Regions from separate parts of the Mus musculus genome. Here regions 2 and 3 are each linked to region 1. A link is a loop called in an ENCODE intact Hi-C map of the cell type or tissue named here. Cell type or tissue: left cerebral cortex. All regions are shown on one strand.

Region 1 (5,000 bases):
AACGGGCTCTGCGGTAGCGGAATAGCGGTTCCCGGGGAACCCTGGGCGGGGCTGGGAGGGTCCGGGAGGGCACAGCCTTGGGCGGGCAACCATCGGCCCGCCCTTCAGCCCCACCCGGTCTGCCGCAGTGCCCGCGCTGGACAGCCGCACCTGCCCCCGCACTGCGGCGCCCCCGGCTGGCACGATGCTGGCTCTGCCCGAGCCTCGCGCTGTCAGGGGGCCTTGCGCCCACCTTTGGCTGTGAGCGGTTTTGTTGCGCTCCCGACTCCCCGGTGGCAGCTCTAGCCTCTGCTTTATTCCGCCCCCCTCGCATCCCTCCCTTCACTTCATCCCTGGCAGAAGTCCCCGGGTCCGTGTGCAGCTCCAGCCTGAGCGCTCTATTCTCTTGGGGTGGTGCTGAAACGTTTCTGCTAGGAGACACCGGCTGGTGGGCGTGGTGCAGTCCGCACTGCGGTCTCTACGGCAGCCCGAGGCGGACAAAGGGCGTTCACGTAGCCCTCCTTTCCTTCTCCCTATCATGCCAATAAAAGATGGATGAAATGATTTTGGTTTAGATGAATAAATAAATAAACAAAAGCTTGTCACCTGCCTCTGCATTTGGAAATGCCCACTTGTCCCCAGAACAAAAGGCTTCAGGGTGGGGACTGGAGTTGCAGACCCGGTTCTTTTGTTTAACTTTAAAGCACGGATTTTCCCTTTCAGCTTAAAAGGAAAAAAAAGTGATCAGAAAGCCTGTCGTGATTTTTCATGAGGGGAAGATCAAGAATAAGAGATTTCAAAAGTGGAATGCTTTTTCTGAATGTCTCAGTAATCATCCTTCATTTTCAGATTACGGGCTTTTGATCTGTTTCTCAAACTTCGTTTATTTCCACGTTTTTCTCCTTGGAAAAACTCACAAGTACTGACTTTGGGTGTGGCTATTGTGGGAATTAATGGCTAGGTGTTTTTAAATCTTTTTTTTTTTTTTTTACTTAATATTTCTGGAAACAATCCATTAAGAAGTGCTTTTTCATCTCCAGAATGTTCAGAATCACCCATTGTGGTGCCAGGAGAGGAATCATCACGCCCATTTTTAGAGCTTGAGAACAGACATGAGGGAGGAAGAGTGAGGGACAGACTCAAGGTCACGGAGCAAAGCTGTGCCAGGAGAACGGCTACTGCAGTGTCACTACTTGTGTGACCCGGTCTAGATAGGAGTGCCAGCAGGCTAACATCACAGATTCAGCAGGCAGTCTTCTGACCTTGTCTTTGAACAAGTCATCTACTTGTGGGCACCTCTTGGTACAGGGAGGAGGCTCAGCCATCGCCTTGCAACCACGTTTATCTTCCCGCTTTGTTACCGGGTTTGATCATTCCTTATGCGATCCGTTCCAGGCTTTATTCAAGCCTCTTTCTGTTGGAGGAGAAAATAGATGCAGCCAAGGAATTCTGTGCGTTATGTCCTGGCTTTACTAGCATTTAGTCCTAAATCCAGATTTGTCTTCTTAACAGCAGAAAGTAGGAAAGAAAGGGAAAGAAGGAGGGAAGGAGGAAAGGAAGAAAGGAAGGAAGGAAGAATATTTGAGAGAGAGAGAGGGAAAAGCACAAACCGCAGAGAACAGTTCACTGAATTTTCACAAAGTGAAGACACCTGTGTTGTCCAGCTAAGAAACAGCCATTTACAAGAATCTCAGAAGTCACCCCACCCACCAATCCTAATGTTCATTTTGCAATCACCATGCTTTTTTTGATTTTTAATTCCCTAATTTGGTCAGGTTTTTTTTCTTTCTTTCCTTTTTTTTTTTTTTTTTTTTTTTTTTTTTTTGGAATAGATTTCTGAAATGGTTGTATCGATCTCATTAAGAATCAACCAAGTGTGTGAGCAGAGCCATTTCCTCCAGGGTAGTAACAGATGTTGCTGATCCTCTAGAGAGTGCTCTCCTGGGTCCCCGGGTCTCCCGATGCAGCTCACACTGCCCGGGTTTTCAAGGATAAGTGAAAACTCTGCTTCCCCGGCTTTTCAAACAGTCTGAGATGACTTAGCAACAGGGCAGTCAGGCTCTGTTTCCTTGGCGGGGCGCACTGCTGCTTCAGCTGGCAGATCCCAGCTGGGCCTCCTCCAGAGGTCACTATGGTGCCACTGCTATTGTTGCCTGCAGGCTATGTTGCTTGAGGCAAGAAGAAGCTGCTCCATGGGGCTCAAGCTCGGCTGGTCAGCTCCCTGAGGGCTGGGGAAACCATTTCTCTCAGCTGTTAGCCTTTCTTATTCCCTCTTCCTTTCCCATCCAGACTGAGGCACTATGTAGCTGGAGACCCTGGAGTCTGGCATATTGGCCATCTGATTGATTACCCAAGAGCACTCCAGAAAGGCAATAAATAAATAAATAAATAAATAAATAAATAAATAAATCTAGACCCCTGTAGAGGGATGGTAGATACCGAAGCAAATCAACAGGCCCGAAACACCCTACATGGATGCTAAGTGCTTCTGGAGACCAAGGAAGAAAAATGCTCAGCTGTTTTTGAAAAGCACAAAATCAGGGTTGATCATTTCTTCTCCAGAGCTTCAAACAATAGTGTTCACTTGCACTGTTCGAGCTACACTGATGCAGTTCTATAGGACTTGATCCCAAACTACAGTGGACACCACCAACTGATTCATCTGTCCTTCCCTAATTGTCCCCAATGTGGAGGTAGCCTGATAGCCTTATTCTTACCAAAATGCTGGCATCTGGGTATATTTTAATATTTAGACTCTATACAACAATACCGGTCACACTGAAATTTAAAACATGGTACAATTGAGTTTTCATCAGTTCGTGCCATTCTTTCTAAAGAAGCCAAAGTCATCTAATGAATGTTAAGTGTCAGTCTGATGCTTTCAATTATGATTAGAGGGCAACTAACTGTCTCTCTAGGTGACATTAGATATAAGCAAGATGTGCTTATGAGAAGATAGATAAGTGTGCTATCCACTGCCTTGAGTCTTTAGGTGTGAGTTAAGCTGGTTACATTGTAATAGTCTGATGCCTCCTTAGTGAAAATGTTCTCTCCAAAATTGTAGGCAAGAAAATAAAGAACCCAGAAAGGCTTTGGGATTTCATTTTCATTTTCTTCTAGCAAAGAAAAAGAAGTGAAAACCATATATGGTAGGAGATAAAGAGACGCTAGAATGTGTTACATTTATTATATTCATCTTCACACTTCCAAAATCAGGAGGCAGATGGATTTTTGCTTGTTCTGCCTAATTGGTGTTACCACTAAGGGCTCTGTGATCCTAGCTGAAATCCAAGCGAGTCAGTCCCTAAATGGAAGGTCATTAAATCAATGCTTTGTTGTAAATCTTCCCTAAAAGCTTGCTTTTAAAAGTAATTTCTAGCTTTTAGATTTAGAAATAAATTCTTATAGATAACTATTTGCTTCTATTCTAAGATGTTATCCAAGACTTGAGGTTGTTTATTTTTCTTTTTCTTTCTTTTTTTTTTTAATTATTGCCAATGCTCTGAAGTGATGTGCTGTCCATGTGAGATATCATTTTCATTAAACACGAATATAAGACGAATATTAAGTTACTGGCTTTGTAAAAAGAGAAGCAAACCAAAGGCTAGGTCAAAGGAAAGCTGGGAAATCTTTTCTCTAAAAAGCCTCTTAGCATTTTCCGTTTAGCTGCTTCTCTGGTTTATACGTCTATCCTAGGTTCAAGTTACCTTCTAGTGTCGTTTTCCAAACAGAATCATAGGATTATAGGCTGACCATTCAGATATTTACAAGAAATACTCAAAAGCCTGCTTTTAAAAGGGAACGATTAAATTGGGCCCATTGAGGAAAATAACTTGTCAAAGGCCCAGGTAGCTGTCACGTGTCCGGCATGCACGGTGTGGTCCATTCATTTTCCTTTCTTTGATCTGCTGCTTCGGTTAGAAATAATGCAGTTTTCATCCACTAAAGGAGAGGTGCTTTTTGGTTTTATTAAGCCAAAAGTTTCTACAAGATCAGGGTAAGCTTTACGTAATCCAGCTGGAAGACCCAGTATATGATACGCACCTTCCTTCCTCACCCTGACCAGCTCTGAAATACCCTTCCCCTTCTTTTCCCCCTCTCTTAAACACCACGTGCACGCCCACTTCTTTGTGCATCGCTACCACATGGGGTGAGAGAAATGAAAAGAAAAGATGGTCTGATGCTTCCTGCCCACCTGGAATGAACACAGGACAGTGTTTTCCTCCCTGGGCAGAGACAGGATCCCGGAACAGCCTGGAACCTGAACCCTAGCCCCTTGAACCTAGCCAGGCATTTGAAACACAGGTTAACTACGCCCAGTTGCTCCAGTTGTTAGCCCCTGGGTAATCCAGGAAGGACAAACTCCTCTTAGATGGCTACAGAATCAAAGCCTCAATGAAGAGCTTGCCCTTAGAGGGGCGAGGAATATAATGTGTCCCCTCCCCTCTCCCACGTCCCCCCCCCCCCCCCCGTTTCAGAATCTCTTTCAGAACTTCTTAACAACACCCAGGTATCTCCCCTCTTTGGCTGCAGAGTCCAGAGGGAGAATGTGCAAAGGGCTTATCAACTGCAGGGGCTCCAGCTTTGGCTCCCAGTTAGGCATGAAGGAGAGACATGGAAAGACAGTCAAAAGCAATCAGCCTTCATTGCAAATGTCTCCCTTTGCTAGCAATATCCAGCATAAGGGACCAACTCGTGACTAAGTGTTTTATTTCTAAAACTGATAAGGCTCCAGAGTGTTCACTCCCAACTAAAGTAACCATGAAGTCTATATAGTCTTTCTATAAACCACAGCACCAATTATGCATCCTTAAATATTTTGACTGGAAATTGCTCTCTTAGAGAGAACCTTGAATATTTTTCTTTCATTGGCAGTTTACACACCGGAAGTTATTTTTACCAACTGTCTACTGGTTTTATTAAAAAAAAAAAAAACATCAACTCAATGGATTTTTTTAAAGTTTAACATTTTTCTGTTGTCAAATTATAAATGTAAATGACATAAATGAATATAAAATGAA
Region 2 (5,000 bases), 140 kb after region 1:
AACCACAGACATTCCCTATATATGGTATTCCCATACTGCCCTGCACCTAACTGAGAAAAGGAACCTAGGAGCAACGCGCCTGCGCTTGTACTGACGTAAAAGAAGCTCCCCAAATAGTCCTGCCGTTCTCCCATGTGCTAGGACTCTACAGCTGGCATGACTGTGGGCAGAAATGAGAAGGAAAACTGGACTGGACTAGGGGAGGGAACATAGACATAGGACCAGAATGGCTACCATTGGCTTCATGAGTCTGCTCTCGCTAAGCTTAGCAAGCATGCTGGCTTCATGGCTGAGGAATCTCCTTGTCTCCCAAGGGGAGCTCAGAGCCCTAGAGACAGCCCCACAGAGAACACAGTTCCTCTGTAGCTTGGACCAGGCTTGACTCTTTCCAGATCATTTCCACAGGCAGGGGAGAGTGGTTTCTAGTTTTCTCTATTTACTTTAAAGATGAAGAAGCTGAGATCAGCAAGGCTTAAGCAACTTGACAAGACTCAGACTGTTTGTGTTGGTGGAACCACACAGACCTGTGGGTTCCAGCCCAGTGCTTACTGCTTACCACAGCATGGCCCTAGGTTGGCATTCTATATTTCACTATGTAATCTATCTGAAAATGCACCCCCAAGTTATCCTCATTTGCTCATTTGACGAGTTCAAACGATGTATGAACAGAGGAAAACAACATGCACACAATCAGAGCTTTAAATATTAATTGGCTTATAAATTTCATTTTGTCATCCAGTCAAACAAACATTTTCTAAAGATCAGCTATGTTCCGGTGCAGAGATCACAAAGTCACTATGATAGAATCATCCTCAACACTCGAACCATAGCTGGCCGTGCTCCAGAGAGAGAATACACTCTGTCCACAGGGGAAGGGTCAGACTTATTTCTGCCAAAGATGAAGATATCAAAACAAATAAAAGAGACTCTGTACTATTTTACCATAATAAGATATCAAAATTCTGAGAAATAAAGTGCTCCAATGTCGCTTTCCAAATAAGTATCTAGGGAACGCAGAACTACCACAAAGTACTTGGCTAGAAGGATCTGAGAGTGGAGCCCAAATGATTATTATCTACAAAGAAAGGTAATACTAACAAATGAAAGCCAAGAGAAGGTGGGTGGAGGGGGACGGGGGAGGACACGGCATTAGAACGTCCTCAGCGATTCTCACCTCAATAAACATGTACATTAAGGTCAGCCCTAAGACGCCAGCCTTGACTTCAAATCTACACTCTGTCCAGAGGCGAAAGCTAACTTTACATGGTAGCAGGGAAAGAGCCCATCTCTAGTCTTTCAGTCAACTCCTTCAAATAAAATCTGGGAGTCATAAATATGATAAACTTACAGCACTATTGTCAGCACACAGCCTTAGCTTGAAAAGTCATCCTCTATTAAAATATCTTCCAAAAGCCCAGCGGTTTATAGATCTCTACTGACATGAGAAAACAAACCCAGGCTATTTCTGCCTCTCTGCTCTCTTTGTACCATGGGTGTTCCGGGATAGGAAGGAGTGTTTCGACACCACTACAGAAGGTGACATAAACACACATACCGAGTGTGCTTTCAGGAGCAGCACGCTGCTGAGGGGATGTGAAGCTAACCTGACCGGACATTTGTGGAGCAGGCAAACAATGTTTTTATGAGCCTGGATGATATGGAAACAATGTTCCCTCAGGTTTAGAGGAAGAACCAAATAAATCCAGGGTAAGGTCTTTGGTCAGTCTCTAGCTGCTTGGCCTTGGAAAGGTTTCTTGGTTTATATCCTTCATCTACAAGAGGGGGATCCAGAAGTCCCCCTGGAATCTGCAGGCTATTCTAGGAGAGGATGAGGACGAGGACATTGGATTATGATTATCATCAGCGAAAAAGCCCCATAGGCTGTCTGAGGTTTGTGGCCACATCTCTGAGGAGCTCAGCTATCATCTAAGGCTCCGCTGGGAGGAGGATGCAGGAACTACACATTCAAACGAAGCGTTTGGAAAATACGTCTGAGAACTAACGAGGCTGCTAAACATGCTTCATGATACAAGTTGAGCACTGATACAGGTAGAACTGTAGACTACTTCCTATGTCAAAGCACAACATGGGTCATGGGTTGTTCAATAAATGGCAGAAAAAAGACTAGGGACATATGTTTTATGCATATAGGTATGTAAGTATATAAGGTATATATATATACACATATAAGGTATTAAGTATATAAGGGATATAAGGTATGCATATAAGGTATATATGTATAAATCTATATCTCATAATTAATGTGATTCTATATGAATCACATATACATGCTAAAAACAAAAGCATACATTAATTGGGGGTTAATTTACTGGGCTGAAAAGTCTTGTATAAAAACAAAAAGAAATGAGAAAATGTCACTTAATTCAAAGCTGTTCCATAATCACTAGAGGCCCAATAAACTAGAAACCAAAAACAACCCCTCCCTGCCTGCCCCCATAACCCAGCGTGAGTATTCATGGCCATTTATTCTTTCACTCGATTTTAGGATTATCTTCTCAGGCCCTCAAATAATTCTGCAAAAATTAGATTAACTTTATAAGTGAAATCTAAATTAACTTAAACAGATTCACTTAAAACAGATAAATGGAGGTATAATAAAAAGATTGCCAGGAAACATTAAAATACAGACTTTTTTTTTCCTTTATAAAGTTAAAAGCCTTAATCATCTTTTTCTATTTTTGAAATATGAAAAATGTTGTCTGTTTCATCCTAACCTTGAAGGCCACAGTAGATCAACCCAACCTTCCATGTAGCAATGGGCTACACAAGCAGGTTACTCAACTTCTCCATCAGGGAAAGAGGAGTGCTGAGAAGAGCCGACAGCTTCAGCCATGCCGAGCTGCTGCTTGCTCTATCATCAGAAGAGACATACAAGTTCTCTCTCAGCTGTGTGACTGTCTGCAGCCCAGAACCCCTAGTCGCTATCTATTCTGTGCTTTAGTTACCAACTCAGTAGCACTGGGCTAAGGTTGGGTTGGGGCAGGCTTTTTCTACTCGGGAATCCCTTCCCTGCAGACAGAATGCAGATGACTCTCTGCTGCCCCCTTTTGGTCTGCTATGGTTGCCGTAAAGCTTTGCAACTTGTAGCTATTTATAGGGCAACCTGATGTCTTTTAGGATCAGGACGCTTCCCCCAAATTTGACATCCTTTGCCTCTGGGTACTGAGCACCCTTCATAAGCACCTACCTGTCTCTCCCCATTTCTGAATCCTGCTGAGGCCTGGACTGTTGATACCCTTAGTGAAATCTGGCAAAGATCACTGGAGAATAATGGGTTTAAAAACCAAAATCTGAATTTAAAACACAATTTCCCTTAAAGAAAAGTGAAGAGAAAAATAGTCCTTGTCTTTCAGGGACGAAGCCTGGCTACTATCTAAGCTAAATCTCAGCAACCATTCACCTCCTCTGCTCGAGACCCTGCAGCAGCTTTTAAACAATTCCTCCAAGCCTCCTATCTACGGAGACAGGAGGATTATTTAATATCGATTAGTAAAGAGGGAGGGGTGGAGGGTGTAACAGTATTACATATGTTATTTATATGTTAACTATGTTAGCATATGCCACACCTGACTCTCAAGGCCTGGTACCCTGACCTCAGAGACCACAACTGAACCTCCCTTTAAAACTGCTTCTCAAGTAAAGACAAATCATTTTCTGACAAGTCAGTAAGTAGCTGAAATATAATTTTAAGGAAGGGTCAGAAGTTATATTAAAAGTCAGGGCAAGTATAGATGAGGCAAAACAGGGGACAGGAAACAAACCAGAAAGCACAGGACACTCTCAGGACGGGAGGCCACTGTGGCTGTGCTCTGAGAACACTGTGTTCGTTATGAGAGACATGATACCTTTCACTACCTACCACTAACTCAGCAAGCTGAGAACTGGGGTGATCTGTACCTATGAGACCCTCGGAGTCTCATTTTAACATTCTTCCCACGCCTTTCCTATCAACTGTGCCAAGGCTTTTAGCAATGAAGACTCCTGGATTATCTATCACCTCTGGGAGGCACCCAACACCCAGCCCCCGCCCCTAAGTATGGACCATGAAGCGGTGAGTATTTCCCTCACTGGCTGCTTGGTCTACGAAAGACTGCTTTAAGTCCCAAACTCACCTAGAAAATGAGGATGCTGTCTTAAAACCAACGTTGATATTTAAAGAAACAGAACAGGCCTCCAAAAAACCCTGTCTGTTTAAAACAACCATAAAGGGAAATCTATCATGGAAATCACAGCAGTCACGATCAGTGAAGAGAATCCACAAAGGTTCTAAGTATCCCTTCCCTAGACACAGAACATCTGGAAATACTTAAGGATGGACTTGCTCTTGGCCTTAAAGTCATGATGCAACCAACTGCGACTCCTGCTCCCTCCCACCAACTCCCCCTAAACCTCCGCTCATCTGCTCCGCTCTCTAACACTGTGGCAGCTCCTAGAAGCAAGCTGCAAACTCACCTGCAAACACTGCACATAAGCAGAAGCTTTAGTTTGTCTCTGCATCCCACAGGCTTGGTTCAAGGTTCCTGACTATGTCATGAAAACAGCCAATAGAAAGAGCTGTTGACAAAGGACTGTACTGCAGGAAACAACTCAGAGAACCTGTGCTTTGTGAGCCTTTCAGAGGCAGGAGACATAAGGATAAAGAGTGCACGAAAGTTAGCGGGGATCACTAACACTATTTATGACTGAAACCCACGACGGATCAGAAGCCCCAGTCTTTCTGTGACCTAGTCTTACATGGACTGCTTTTTTGTTTGTTAATCATGACAGAACTGACTGAAATGCTGACAATACCATTTAAGCGTACAGTGTTTCTGAGAAGCTAAGCAGACCAGGCCCTCATGCTCACAGGGTCTGAGGCTTTGGGCTTAATGAGAAAGCCAGGTGTTCCCCCGGGGAGCCAGTATCTACAGTCAGCTTAACAGGCTCCAAGTCACACATCAAACTGGAGCTTAAACTGCCTCTCCCATTCTGCTATCAAG
Region 3 (5,000 bases), 240 kb before region 1:
AAGGCATAACCACAAAACCTTCTGCACATAAACTATTGACATTATTAAGTGACAAGCTATAGGAGCAATGTGCAAAAATCAATACAGTCTCTACTTCTGGACTATACAATTAGAAAGTTAATTTTAAGAAGTTTTCATTTCATTTACTGTAACATCAAGGTAAAAATCAAACAGCCAGCAAAGATCTAATAAAAGATATCTAAGACTTAGACACTGAAAACTACAAATATTGTTGAGAGAAATTAATTAAAACCTAAGGGAGGGATTTTTTATGGACTAAATAACTCAGTTTAGTGAAGATGCCAATTATCTGTAAACGGATCTGTAAATTCAATATACTCTCGTGCAAAACCCCCCGGCAGCTGTCTAGTAGGAACAGACAAGCTGGGTATAAAATTTATATGGAATTATAATTGGTCATGAATAAATAAAATACAATCTTGAGCAAAAAAGTTGGAGGGCTTATTTTCCTGGTTCTCAAGTCAGTTTTGGCAGAAAAAAAAAAAGGTCCATTCATGCAAGGATAACATTCTTTTCCTTAAATATATGTGGGTGGGTGGGGGGCTAGGGTACAGCTCAGACACAGCTCTTCATGTCTAGAAGCATGAAGGCAGCTTACAGCAAAACTGGGACTCCAGACCAAGAGGAACAAAGGCTGTGTTGATCAAGTGGTGCTGGGCCAATTACACAGACATCTATTTACAAAACAGAACAAAGTAAGACTTAACCGCTACGTACCATAAGTGAGTTCCAGGTGGGCGATAGCCTGAGTGTAGAAAGAACCTTCTAGATCTTCTACAACATCTGCTTGGTTTGCTATGGCTTTGGGTAAGCAAAGATAAACGGAACATTGAACAGTGTGCACCTTAGCGAAGGTTGAGAAGTTGAACAGCATAGACATTAACATCTCGTGTTCATCCAAAGAACTGAGAAGGCACGGCACCACATGAGAGGATGCTCTCAGCACACACAGCAAAGAGCTCATTTCAGAAACAGCCTTGCACTAAGAGGAAAGCGAATTGTTGTTGTTGTTGGTTTTTTGTTGCTGTTTGCTTGTTTTGGCTTTCGAGACAGGGTTTCTTGGTATAGATCTGGCTGCCTCAGAGCTTGCTCTGTAGAGCAGACCGCCTTGGAGCTCACAGAGATCCACCTGCCTCTGCCTCCCCAATGCTGGATTAAAGATGTGTGCCACCACACCCAGCAAATAAAAAGACTTTTAAAAAAATGAATGAGAGGGGCCTGGAAAGATAGCGCAGCAGATAAGAGCACTAGCTGATCTTTCAGAGGACCCAGGTTCCAGTCCCAGCACCTACATGGTGACGTACAAACCGACTAACTCTATTCCCAAGGGGTCCAACACTCTTTTCTGGCCTCATCAGGAACCAGGCACGCACACGATGCACAAACCTTCACTCAGGCAAAACACTCATACATGTAAGAACAAATGAATGAAGTAATAAAAAAACAAATAAGACAACTGGACATTCAATATACATTAATTGTAAAGAGCTGTTCTAGTTTTTTACTGGTCTGGGATGCTTAAAGGCACCAAGAAATGAGCCCCATATTGCCAGAAAGGTGATAGGAAGAGATCAGATCTCCATATACCAGTTTTGAGAAAATCCCACAGCTGCTAATAAAGTTAAAAGGCACATGTGACTTAGACGCTAGCAATTCATCTCTATATAGCTAACAGAAGCACAAACACCACCAGATGCAAAGAAAAAAGAGAATATTCATCGCCGCGTTGCTAAAATAGATCAGAGTTGGAGAGACTCCAAGTAGCTGTCAAAAGAAAAATATTGGGGTGAATCATGATATATGTGTACAATAAAAAGCAGGAGTTGAAAAAAAATGAATCTATTTGGATCCTGCTTCATCACAGATAGCACATGTACTGTACCACTCCATATGAATACAGTTCAAAATGAGGCAACTCACGATTACACTGTTAGGCTAAACATATGTTGTCCCCCATGTGTGAGGTGCTCTGACTAAAACAGAGTGGGTCACGGGTTAGAACTTAGGGTAGCGCTTATGTAGGGGAGAAGGAGAAGGCTCTAGAAAGGCTTCTGGGTTGCTGACCATGTTGTTGATCTGGGATGCTCTTCGTTTGGGATTTCGTCTTCTGCAAGTAGCTGGAGCAGTCACCATTTATTAATCATCTGATGTGTGTGTGTAATAGCAGCTCAAGGGTCGGCACAGACCATGAACGCATGGACACTTTGCAAGTCCCTCTCAAGAGTGCAGAGGAGGGCTCAGGTGTGCCAAAGCCATATGTCCTTTCAGTTGATTGACAAAGTCCACTTCAGGGCTTCCCAGTTCAAGGCAGCTTTGCTGTGCCACGTTTACATTTCTGCAGATAAGGGCACCAGCCATGAGGGGCGGGCCTCAGCTCCAACGCTGGAGTGCCTGTCCTTCATTCCCATATCTGACTCCACCATCTGGATGCTGCAGTTGGCAGGGAGTTAGAGAAAGATATCTGCTGGGACCACAGTATGCTGAGCGGGTAGGAGGCAAATTCCAGTCTGAACCAGTAGAGGACTGTGCTCTGGCAGTACACTAACTACTTTATTCATTGTAGATGCTGAAACTGGAAAAATGGTAATACACCTGTTTGTGTTTGAGGAGGGCTCGTTTGCATAATTAAATTGTCAGCGCCATCAGTGTGTGAGCGCCTCGCCCAGCTCCAGATGGAAGCCCTCATCATTATAAAGTTAAGAAATAAAAACATTTTGATTTGTAGAGGCAGTAAAATTGTGAGAAAACTCTTATTTAAAAAAAACTATTATTATGTTTTCATGTATGTAATCAATAATAAGAATAAACATTAAAATAAAAACCTGGGGCTAGAGAGATGGCTCAGCACTTAAGAGCACCTGTTGGTTTTGCAGAGGACCCACACAGTGGCTCACAACCATGCATAACTTTAGTTTCAGGGGTCCTGACAGCCTCTTGACCTCCTTGTTAACCAGATATGCATGTGCTAAATATACATTTTACATATATCCATGCAGGCAAAATATTTATGCACATAATAGTGTTTAAAAGTCTTAAAAAGTCAAACCCTACAAGCCAGAGCTCTAGCTCAGTGGGTAAAGCACCTACTGTGCACGGGGCCCCAGAGTTCAGTGTCAGCACCGAGTGAACTGGGTGCGGTGACACATACCTGTGATTCCAGTACTCAAGAGTCAGCCACAGCCTGAGCAGGAGTGCAAGATCATCCTTGGTTACAAAGAGAATTTGAGGAGAGCTTGAGATACAAGAGGCTCTACTCCCTAAATCCATTAAGGCAATGTGGTTCACTGACTGGCTACTCAGACAAAATATAGTGAAACCCACTGTCTTTTTACACAAATTACATGGAGACAATTATTAAGTCACTTGAAAATCCTCCCAGGGACTGTGGTCAAACCTGAATGTGATGTTTGTGGATTTTCATGTGTCAGTAGCAGAAAAAAACAACCTTTCATTTGTAAATATGAATCTGATAGAGACCAAGTTCATTGTCTTGTCTGCCTTGGATATGAAAAGCCCACAGTACTGGTGAAAATATTTCTTGGGATTTATTTAACATATGACCTCCAGCTCCTGAGGTTTTTGTTCTTGTTATGGAGTTGGTTTCTGAGTTGATGGGTGAGTGTTTTAATCAGTCTGCTGTAAGTCTGACCTCTGCAAGGGTCAAAATATGTGTGGTTTGTTTCCCGGTGAGAGACTATAATTTAAATGGAAGAAGGTCAACGTTTTTATTTATTTCCACCAAACGAATGTTTTCAAGTCTTACTGGGAACACTGCAACCCAGAAACTACATCTACTACCTGGAATTAGAAACTCATTATTTAAAAAGTGCTAATCACAGCGGTAGATTTCAGAGAGAAATTTAATGTTGCTAGGTATGTGCTGTTCTAAGTACCAGCTAGCTCACTGGGAGGGAGAAGAGAGCCTTGGTAGAGGTGAGCAGGGTATCCAAGGACAGGGGAAGGAGAGGTGGGGATGAGAGGAGAGGCAGGGGAGACGATAGAGGGGGAGGAGGGGGGAGAAGAAGAGGAGGAAGAGGAGGAGGAGGAAGAGGAAGAGGAGGAGGAAGAGGAGGAAAAAGAGGAGGGAGAAGAGGAGGAAGAGGAATAGGAAGAGGAGGAGGAGGAAAAGGAGGAGGGAGAGGAATAGGAAGAGGAGGAGGAGGAGGGAAAGGAGGAGGGAGAGGAGGGAGAAGTGGAGGAAGAGGAATAGGAAGAGGAGGAGGAAGAGGAGGAGGGAGAGGAGGAAGGAGAGGAGGGAGAAGAGGAGGAAGAGGAATAGGAAGAGGAGGAGGAAGAGGAGGAGGGAGAGGAGGAAGGAGAGGAGGGAGAAGAGGAGGAAGAGGAATAGGAAGAGGAGGAGGAGGAGGGAAAGGAGGAGGGAGCGGAGGAAGGAGAGGAGGATGAGGATGAGGAGGAGAAAGTGGAAAAGCGAAAAAAGAAACTGAAAGAAGAAAATAAGAAAGAGTTGAGGGAGGAAAAAGGTATCCATGTAACCAGGGACGATTCCTGGGAGCAGCCTTTCCCTGACCTACCCCGCCTCTATTTTCTGGCCATCCTTCCCCCACATCCCCCACCCCGGTTTGTTCAAAGTTTTCCCCAAGCTCCCAAGTCATGCCTTGCTCACTGTAATGGAGGTAGCAGATCCAGCAGGAGCTGTTCCTAAACTAACATCTTTCTTTCGTTTCTGAAAGATCTTGACCTCATTGTTGATCCCAGATGCTGATGAGACCAAAACTCTCTCTGTAAGAAGTGAGCGACCAACAGTGTTTGAGTGCTGGTGGCCAGCACTCCAGAGAGAGCATGGGGCTCACAGGACAGCCCGAGCTGTCAGTTCCCATCTTCCACCTCGTTCCAGACAGGGGACAAGAGTTCACTGCTGCACAAGCCAGGCTTCTTGGCATCCTAGGATTCTCCTAGAGTCTCTGCCTCTCACCTCTTGCAGGTGGTGCGCTTGGATTACAGACGCGGGCTACCAATCC

What was found. Peaks named below come from ENCODE experiments on the same cell type or tissue, not always from the same donor. Only the 100,000 strongest peaks of a DNase experiment are listed, where the experiment ranks them.
Region 2: it touches region 1 in a loop (2.7-fold over the local background); 14 of 42 quality-filtered maps call a loop at or near these places.
Region 3: a loop joins it to region 1, with 2.0 times the contacts of the local background. A loop is called at or near these places in 6 of 42 quality-filtered maps.

Annotation. Positions count from the first base shown.
Region 1 is chr13:99,510,423-99,515,422 of GRCm38, reverse strand. The region is part of intron 1 of Map1b (microtubule-associated protein 1B); the gene reads left to right. Among named protein-coding and RNA genes, the nearest start is that of Map1b, 3.7 kb to the left of the region's middle. In left cerebral cortex, CTCF peaks have their summits at 175 (motif pointing left) and 2,121 (motif pointing right); DNase peaks (open chromatin) are centred at 396, 1,291 and 2,094; H3K4me3 peaks cover 4,069 bases; H3K27ac peaks cover 2,325 bases.
Region 2 is chr13:99,373,784-99,378,783 of GRCm38, reverse strand. The region is part of intron 4 of Mrps27 (mitochondrial ribosomal protein S27); the gene reads right to left. Among named protein-coding and RNA genes, the nearest start is that of Mrps27, 31 kb to the right of the region's middle. In left cerebral cortex, a CTCF peak has its summit at 3,061 (motif pointing left); a DNase peak (open chromatin) is centred at 3,058.
Region 3 is chr13:99,751,855-99,756,854 of GRCm38, reverse strand. No RefSeq gene overlaps it. Among named protein-coding and RNA genes, the nearest start is that of Gm24471, 62 kb to the right of the region's middle. In left cerebral cortex, a CTCF peak has its summit at 2,521; DNase peaks (open chromatin) are centred at 1,932 and 2,460.